2 separate regions of the Homo sapiens genome follow, and region 1 is linked to region 2. The links are chromatin loops, found by intact Hi-C in ENCODE. Cell type or tissue: tibial artery. All regions are shown on one strand. Links, peaks and the distances in the headings refer to the core of each region. The heading gives the core; the rest is flanking DNA. Region 1 has its middle 510 kb from the start of KIF16B. Region 2 overlaps KIF16B (kinesin family member 16B).

Evidence for each region. Hi-C counts contacts between places; a loop is a spot of excess contacts. Peaks named below come from ENCODE experiments on the same cell type or tissue, not always from the same donor. Only the 100,000 strongest peaks of a DNase experiment are listed, where the experiment ranks them.
Region 1: it touches region 2 in a loop (6-fold over the local background); 1 of 110 quality-filtered maps calls a loop at or near these places.

What each region holds. Positions count from the first base shown.
Region 1 is chr20:16,059,936-16,064,325 of GRCh38, reverse strand. No RefSeq gene overlaps it. Among named protein-coding and RNA genes, the nearest start is that of KIF16B, 510 kb to the left of the region's middle. In tibial artery, for the core only: no CTCF peak of the experiment used is centred there; no DNase peak of the experiment used is centred there.
Region 2 is chr20:16,486,833-16,491,222 of GRCh38, reverse strand. The region is part of intron 12 of KIF16B (kinesin family member 16B); the gene reads left to right. Among named protein-coding and RNA genes, the nearest start is that of KIF16B, 84 kb to the left of the region's middle. In tibial artery, for the core only: no CTCF peak of the experiment used is centred there; a DNase peak (open chromatin) is centred at 1,948.

The DNA.
Region 1 (4,390 bases), core at 225-4,224, 430 kb after region 2:
AATCATCTAGAGAGCTTTTTAAAAGTGCCTGTACCTCAGACCTCAATCTCTTGATGTATTGGGTCTGGAGTGTGGCCTGAGCAGTGGTATTTTTTTCACATTTTATTGTGAAATAATTTAGACTTTCAGAAAAGATACAAAGGAGTACAAAGAATTACTATGCATCCTTCACCCAGCTTTCCCATGTGTTCATAATGTGCATAGCCACAGTTCTATAATCAAAATAAAAAACCACATTGCATGTAGTGACGTGTTCCACAGAGCTTATTCAGATTTTGCCAATTGCTGCACTCATGCTTTTTGCCAGCATCTCACATTGCATTTAGTTGTCCTGTCTTGTTCTCCTCCTTTAATCTGGGACAGTTCTGCAATCTTTGTCTTTCATGACTTTGACACCTTGTAAGAGTACTGGTCGTTGATTTTGTAGAATGTCCTTTAATTTGCTTTTGGGCAGAATAGAATCGAAAACTCCCTGGATGATTGTAATGTGCAGTTAAGATTGAGGACTCTGATCCAATGTAGTGGGGACGAGGCCATTATACTTAGCAAATTACCCTTTAGGGTCATGTGAAAACTGTGGTAGAGGCTGGAGAAGAGAGTAACGGTCGACAGAACCTGGATTCATCTCGGGTTTGGTCCCTCCCCAGGTCTTTTTCCTGCACCTCTGTTTTTTATTCTCTTTTTCTCTCTTTCCACCTCTATATCCAGGTCCCAAATTAGAGACCTCAATTAATGTCAGCCCAGCTCCCTCATGCAACACTGACATGGAGTCACTTTCAAAGTTGGATCATTTTTCTCCTCCGTTTAAAATCCTGTGAGTGGCAACCTATCTTCCTACAAGGCTTTCCATGATGGGAGGTGGTCTCTGCTCTACCCCTCTGTCCTCACCACTTCCCACTCACTCACCCGGCAGTTCTGGGAAGTGGGCACGAGTCAGCCTCCAGGTATTTGCTCTTGCAGTTGCCACTGCCAGATGCTCCTCTTTCAGGAGACCATGCTGCTATATCCCCGTTTCTTTCAGGTCTTTACCCCCTGGTCTGGCTCAATTCCTCCCCTACATCCTCACATCACCCTCCCCTGCTCCATGTGGAGGGAATCAGCCTGTTTTGTTTATCCCTACATCTCCAGAACCCAGGGGAGTGGCTGATACAAAACAGGGACTCAATATATATTTGTTAAATAAATGAAAGAAATTGTAGCTAGAAGGAATTTTTTAAAGTTCAATAATTGCTGGAGAGGATATTTCATTCATAACGCTGACTAAAATGATTTCAAGTGATCTCTCTTTTTTACCAGTTGCCCGGCTTCCCTTTGTGTTAATTGCACGCCTCCTTTGGGGACTTCCCATTTTTCCAATTCCTCTGTTTCTTCTGCACACAGTAAAATGGCCTCAGAGATGAGGATCGGGTGGGAGCAGGTTGTCAAGTATGTGTATTTTCTCTTTTATCCTTGTCACAGTTATAGCTGTAAAGAAAGTTTGAGTGCCCCACGTGACCCTGACAAGTCTTTCTGCAGTGCCTTCTCAAAGATAAATACCTCTGCTGGTATTTGAGAGGAAGGAAGGGAATCAGATACCTCTTTCTCATAAAAATAATTAACCATCATTTTTTCTGTATGCTAAGCAATGTGTGTGTGTATAAAATTTACCTTTATTAAAATCGTAAGTGATAAATAATGATCATCAGTATTTTAGAGATGTGACAGCAGAGTCTTGGAGAGGTTAAGTCAGCTGGTAAACTATGGAGCTGAGATTTAAACCCAGATGTTTTGATGCTGCAGCCAGTGGTCTTAATACTGTCTCCTATTTTGATAGCTGCCTATAAACCTAATGGAAATAAGAGGAAGCTGGCACCATGCAGGCAATGCCAGCTTTGGGTTGCTTTAGGGACTAGGAGAATACAGATATTCTGATTTTAGAGACTGAGAGTTAGCTGCAGGGCTTAGTCATTGTCCCGGTCTGTTCATCCTGCTTCGCCTTCATGGGACCACACCTGCCAACCATTTCAGTGGTTCGCAGTGTGGTCCCTGGGCAGCAGCAGAAGTGGCAGCACCTGGAAGTTGTTAGAAGTGCAAAATCCCAGCTTTTTACCCATGACCTCCTGAATGAGAAACTCTAGGTTGGGGTCCAGGATCTGTGATTGATCAAGGCCTCTAGGTGATTCTGATGCTGACCCAAGTTTGAGAGCCTTTAGTATAGTGGTTAGGATAGTAATCTTTGGCTCCAAACTTCCTGTTCAAATGACATCCCTGCTGCTTACTGGCTGGGTGGGCTTGTTGCAAATTACTTTGTCTCTTGGTGTCTCAGTTTGCTTATCTGTATAGTGGGATAATCATAGTACCTACATCATTTTTGTTAAGATTAAATGAATTATATATGAAGCTATTTAAACAATGAAAAGAGCTATTTCACATTAGCTATTTATACATTCTCTGTCTATAATTATGATGCTTTCTGTTCACCAAAAACTAAAAAAAAAAAAAAAACAGTACTTTTTACCCCCTGGCCTGGATCATTTAAAGAGGCTCAGCATCTCTGAGGTTGCAGTGTGTAAGTCTTTGCAAGGCCAGGCTGCTAACGAGTCTAGGCTGAACTTGTTTCAGTTTTCTTCAAGAATAACCGAGATCTATGCCCTGTGTAACCAAATGCTGTATTCCCGTGCCTGCAGATTGAGAGTCCTGTAGACCAGCTCGGCTGAGTCCTTCAGCATTTGTTTACAAAGCGGATGGTTACTTAAAGAGGGTGATCACTCAAGACACAGTGATATTTACCTAGCTTTTGCCTCCTGACTCACTATGCAGAACCAAACGGCTTAGACGAGATTGATGAGACCAGAGGCCAAGACAGTCAGGAAAAGGCTTTGTAACAGAATATTCAGAAACCAATCATTATTCATACCACAGCCCAGCCTTGTCAGTAGACCAGAGATGAACAGAAATGTTGTTCTCTGGAACATCTCAGGAAGCTGCATTTATAACAGATGCCATCCCACTTTAAACTAAGCATGGGCTGGCTAAACTGACTGGTTTATTCATTTTTCTGAGGATACTGAGAGAGGGAGAATTAGAAAACGGGGACTGTAGGAGGGAAAGGTGATTAGGTTAATTTAAGATTTGTCTGGACCACTAAACAATAAGTGATAGCCAAGAACATTTGAAAGCAAAGAAGAGTAGGTATTGAGTTTGCCTTAATAAACATCAGCACATATTCTAAAATTACACTAATTAAAACAGAATAGCACTAGAGAAACCAAAGGAAGATGTTGCCAAGAAAATAGATCCTTGTATAAATGTAAAATAAGTATAAGTTAAAGAAATAAACTTGGAGCAAAAAGATCTGGATGTATTATTTCATAATTAGTGCTAGAACTAGTTTTTTGTTTGTTTGGTTGGTTTTTTTTTTTTTTTTTTTTTTTTTTGAGAAGTCTTGCTCTGTGGCCCAGGCTGGAGTACAGTGGTGTGATCTCTGCTCATTGCAACCTCCACCTCCTAGGTTCAAATGATTCTCCTGCCTTAGCCTCCTGAGTAGCTGGGACTACAGGCATGAGCCACCACACCTGGATAATTTTTTGTATTTTTAGTAGAGATGGGGTTTCACCATATTGGTCAGGCCGATCTTGAACTCCTGACCTCAGGTGATCCGCCCATCTCGGCCTCCCAAATTGCTAGGATTACAGGTGTGAGCCACTGCACCCAGCCGGTGCTAGGATTAGTTTTAAAGCTACTCAACCAAGTCATTCCCTTCTAAATATCAACTACTGAAATAAATTCAAAGTGCCTTAAAGATATAGGTGTAAAAAATGGAATCACACACCCAAACACAAAGAATTTCTAAACAATAAAGGAAAATATAGGTGAATATCTGGTGGAACATTTGCCTATCTCTGGACAGGGAAAGACTTTTGAAGTTCAAAATCTGCACATTTTAGGACTTAGAAAAATTAGACACACACACCTCCCCTGGACCATGTTTTCTTTTGGTGTTCTTAAGAACAAATAAAAAGTCAGTTCTAGGACAACAAGGCCAGGCAAAAGCTTATCTTACTACATCCTCAACTTTCTGTCCGAGGCAACATACAGCACCATTCAGGTTTTTCCACTCTACTATTAAGCTCTTTGCCCAGTGTGAGATTGCTACGAGCATCTAAGATATCCAGGTGGTACTTCTTCCCTAAGCCACTGTGGCTGACATGGTCTTGGGGAATGAAAATTGAGGGCTGGTCCACAGCCCACAGCTATGACTCAAAGGAGGGAAGGTAGACGCAATGCTAGGTAATAACCAAACATATGTGTTTTCCTAGGTGCTTGGGCAAACTGCATTTTCCAGGAGATCAAGTTGGGCCAGTTGACTGAGTTATGACCAGTGAAATGTGGGCAGTGGAGATGTACAATG
Region 2 (4,390 bases), core at 191-4,190:
CGGGGCTTTGGGTTTCCTGGTGTCTTGTGGTCTTTGCCTGTGTTACTCCTTCATTCAGGATGTGTCCCCTTTCCGTTCCTCTAGCAAAATCCATCTTGAAGCCCGCCTCCCCCGATCACTCCTCTTCTCCCCTACTTCCCAGTTAGGATGAATTTTCTTTTCCTTTGTGCTTCTGCAGTATTTGGTTTTGCTTCTGCCACAGGATTCTTTGTCCTCTGAGTTAGGTGGTATTGGTTTCTTCCTCTTTCTGCCAACTCTTACACACAGAAAAACAGGAGCAGGATCTGGCCAAGGACTGTCTCATTATCATTCCGCGAGCCAGCTCCTAGCACTCTGCTTCTCACAGAGCAGGCATGCGGTGAGAATGTATGGGATTAGGTTAGTATCAAGAAACAAAAATAAAAACCTTTGTATTAATCTGCTAGGGCTGCCAAAACAAAATACCACAGACTGGATGGCTTAAAAAACAGACTTTTATTTGCTCACAATTCTGGAGGCTGGAAGTCCAAGATCAAGGTGCTGGCAGATTAACTTCTCCTGAGGCCCCCATCCTTGGCTTGCAGATGGTCCTCTCTTGTCTGTGTCTTCATATGGCCTTGTTTTTTGTGCCTGCAACTTGGTCTCCCTGTGTGTATCCTAGGTTCCTCTTCTTTTTTGTGTGTTTTTCTAAATTTTATTTTTGAGATGGAGTTGTGCTTTTGTTGCCCAGGCTGGAGTGCAATGGTGTGATTTCGGCTCACTGCAACCTCTACCTCCCAGTTTCAAGCGATTCTCATACCTCAGCCTCCTGAGTAGCTGGGATTACAGGTGTCCACCACCATGCCTGGCTATTTTTTGTCTTTTTAGTAGAGATGGGGTTTCACCATGTTGTCCAGGCTGTTCTCGAACTCCTGATCTCAGGTGATCCACCTGCCTCAGCCTCCAAAGTGTTGCAGGCGTGAGCCACCATGCCCTCTTCTTATAAGGACACCAGTCAGATTGGATTAGGACCCATCCTAATAACCTCATTTTAATCCCCTTAATTAATTAATTTTAACTTAATGAAAGGCTCTGTCTCCAAATACGGTCACATTCTGAGGTACTAGGGGTTAAGGCTTCAACATGAATTTTAGGGTGTCGTAATCCAGCCTATAACAACAGCCCTGAGCCATACAAATCTGATGACCTAGTGGGCAGAGTGACAGGGAGTGTTGTGCAGGCGGCGGTCCTGTCCCAGTGATGCTCTTCGCTATGTTTTTCTTCTTACTTTCTCATTCCCACTAGAAAGGCTCTTGTATGATTGTGCATTTTTATTCTCGGAGGGAATATGGCTGAAGTACAGCTCAGTCCTTCATTTGGATCCGTTAGATCCTTGCTGTTTAGAGCATAGCATGGATAGCAGCATCAACATCACCGGGGAGCTGGTTAGAAACGCAGGCCCTCAAGCCCAGCTCCAGACCTCCTGGATCAGAATCCGTATTTTATAAGATCCCCAGGGGACGGGTCTGTACCTTCAAGTTTGAGTGCTGAATTTTTTTTTTTTTTTTGAGACAGGATTTTACTCTGTCACCCAGGCTGGAGTGCAGTGGTGCGATCTTGGCTCACTGCAGTCTCAACTTCCTGGGCTAAAGTGATCCTCCCACCTCAGCCTCCCAGGTAGCTGGGATTACAGGCATGTGCCACCATGCCTGACTAAGTTTTGTATTTTTTATAAAGATGGGGTTTTACCACATTGGCCAGGCTGGTCTTGAATTCCTGGGCTCAAGCAATTCTCCTGCCTTGGCCTCCCAAAGTGCTGGGGTGACAGTGTTGATTTAGACACACTGAGGAAATGCAGAGTAGTCTTAGGCTTCCTTGTCCTCATATCTGTTCTTCTCCTTCTCCTGTTCTGCCCTGTCTCGTGGGCTGACCCCTGTGGGCCGCCCTTTTCTGGGCTCCTGGATCCCTGTGGAGATTGGAGAGAGAAACCAGGCCCTCCCCCTTCAGCCTCGCCTAGCATCCCCAGCAGCAGGTACCTCTTCTCCAAGGCCCCAGCTCCTGCAGCAAGGACCAGCCCATTGTGGTAGCAGTTCTGCCAGGTGACATAGCCTTGCCCTCGGGAAATACTCCCTCATGCCTTTGCCCCTCCTGCCTAGGGTGATGCTGGTCTCTGCTGTTGCCAGTTTGTGGGTGGCCTTACTGTTCCTAATGGCTTTCCAGCTGTTCCTTCAGCTAAGTAACCAATTCTTTGTATTAAAGTCCCTTGGATTTAAATACTGAAACAGTTTCTGTTTCGTGGTTAGGCTTTGTCTGATACATTTGATACCCAAGTGTGTTCCACATGCAGGCTCTGGACTGCACTGCCAGCACTTCAGAATCTGCTCCATTCACATAGGAAGCTCTCTTCTTGGGTTTTTCTGGTCTCTTTGTTAGAATGCTGCCTCAGTGTGATTTTCATCCTGGCTAAATTTATCTCAAACTGCAGTGATTCTCTTGGAACTGGGAAGTTAGTGTTGTGATAAATCCAGCCTTGACATCAATGGATTCTTGAGACCCTTCATATCGGTTTCCCTTTTGCGTGGCTACAATATTGTGCTGACTGCCTGGTGTTTGAAGTGGTTTACAAAGTGACTACTCAATCCCCCTGCCCTGTGTACCTGTAGGCTTGGCTTTTACAAGTCCCCTATGTTTTATTGCTAATGATTTTTTTGAAGTGATCCTTTAAGAGGAGGAATCCCCAGTTTTTTCTCCATTCCTGTGTTCTCCTTCCCCACCCCAGTCTTTATGCCCTTTTGGGTTTATCTGTCCTGCATACGTTTTGGTTTCTCTGTTCCAGCGTTTTATGAACAATTAAAGAAAAATGCTCAAGGTATGTCATCTGGCTTCCAAATAACTCCTTGAGCTCTGTGCTTCAAAATAACGCACAGACAGTTTGGACTGCAGCGCCAAGCTGGCAGCCCTTTGACAGATGGTGCGGCAGAAGGGAGAGCTGCCTCTGTGAGTGTCTGTCCAGAGCAGAGCTGCAAAGTGGTCCTCGCAGCCCTGAGGGTGCTGTTTGAATCCTTCCAGCATTGGTTATTCTTCTCATTTTTTAATCAATAAGGTCCCTTTTGTTTTTGCTGAAAACGTATCCTTTGATGGCTCCAATGTCCGGCTGGCTTTGGTGTTTTCATTGCCTGCACAGGGCTTTTGACTGTGGTGTGGCAGCGGGTGGGAGAGGAGAAGCAGGCGCTCACATGCAGATGCCTAGCTGGAGAGGCTTTTCCTTGGAAAGTGAGCAATTTGTATAAGTTGGATTGAAGTTGTTTTATTTAGACTTTAATTATGTGGAATTATTTGGTGTCTTACACACTTAACAATTAATGTTTGTCGAAAACTGAATTTGGAGGATGGAGCATATTTGAATCCATGTGATGATGGGATCCTAATGTAAATGACTGAAGTTTAAATTGAGCTGGCGTCTTGATATTCCTTCTCTGGGGGAGTAGGAGAGGCAGGATACTACAGGGCCATGGCAGGGGTGGATAGCACAATGATGAAAGATAACTTGTAACCCTTTCAAAATGTTTTGACTAACAAGAAATATAGTAAAATGAAATTGGGATTCTTTTCCGGCTTAAGATGTTCTGAGTTTAAATTTCATGGGGAGGCATGCTTTCAACCAGCTTATATCTGTTTTATAATAGAATCAATCCACTGAACTTTTTGTCTCCAGAACATTATGGCAACCTATAAAAGATTTTTTTCTCTGGCTGCCTGCAGTTTTCCATTTTGTGGAGAAGATGTGTATTGGGAGTGTAATGGATTCGGAAGCAGCTCTCGTAACTGGGGCTGTTGCTCAGCAGGCTTGTAGGCGGGTCAGGTTTGTGGAACAAGTTTCCTGCGGTCCTCTGGATTCCTGTTGTCCAGGGCACTGAATCCTCTGGTTTCTGGAAAACCTACAGACAAAGCATGGGAGAGACAACATTTTTTGTGGCCTCTCTCGTTTAAATGCAGTTAATCTTTTTTTTTTTGAGATGGAGTCTCGATCTGTCACCCAGGCTGGAGTGCAGTGGCGCGATCTTGGCTCACTGCAAGCTCCGCCTCCGGATTCATGCCATTCTCCTGCCTCAGCCTCCCAAGTAGCTGGGAATACAGGCACCCACCACCACGCCCAGCTAATTTTTTGTATTTTTAGTAGAGATGGGGTTTCACCGTGTTAGCCAAGATGATCTCAATCTCCTGACCCTGTGATCCACCCACCTCAGCCTCCCAAACTGCTGAGATTATAGGTGTGAGCCATGGTGCCTGGCCTAAATGCAGTTAATCTTGACCTCTTCTTGGTACAAACGTTGAACCTAGGAGTAGATCTGGGGGATAATTTTATTTATGGTCATCGATTTCTCCTAGATTTTAGATGAAGGAGGAGACATTTCTTTCAGCCATGGGTTAC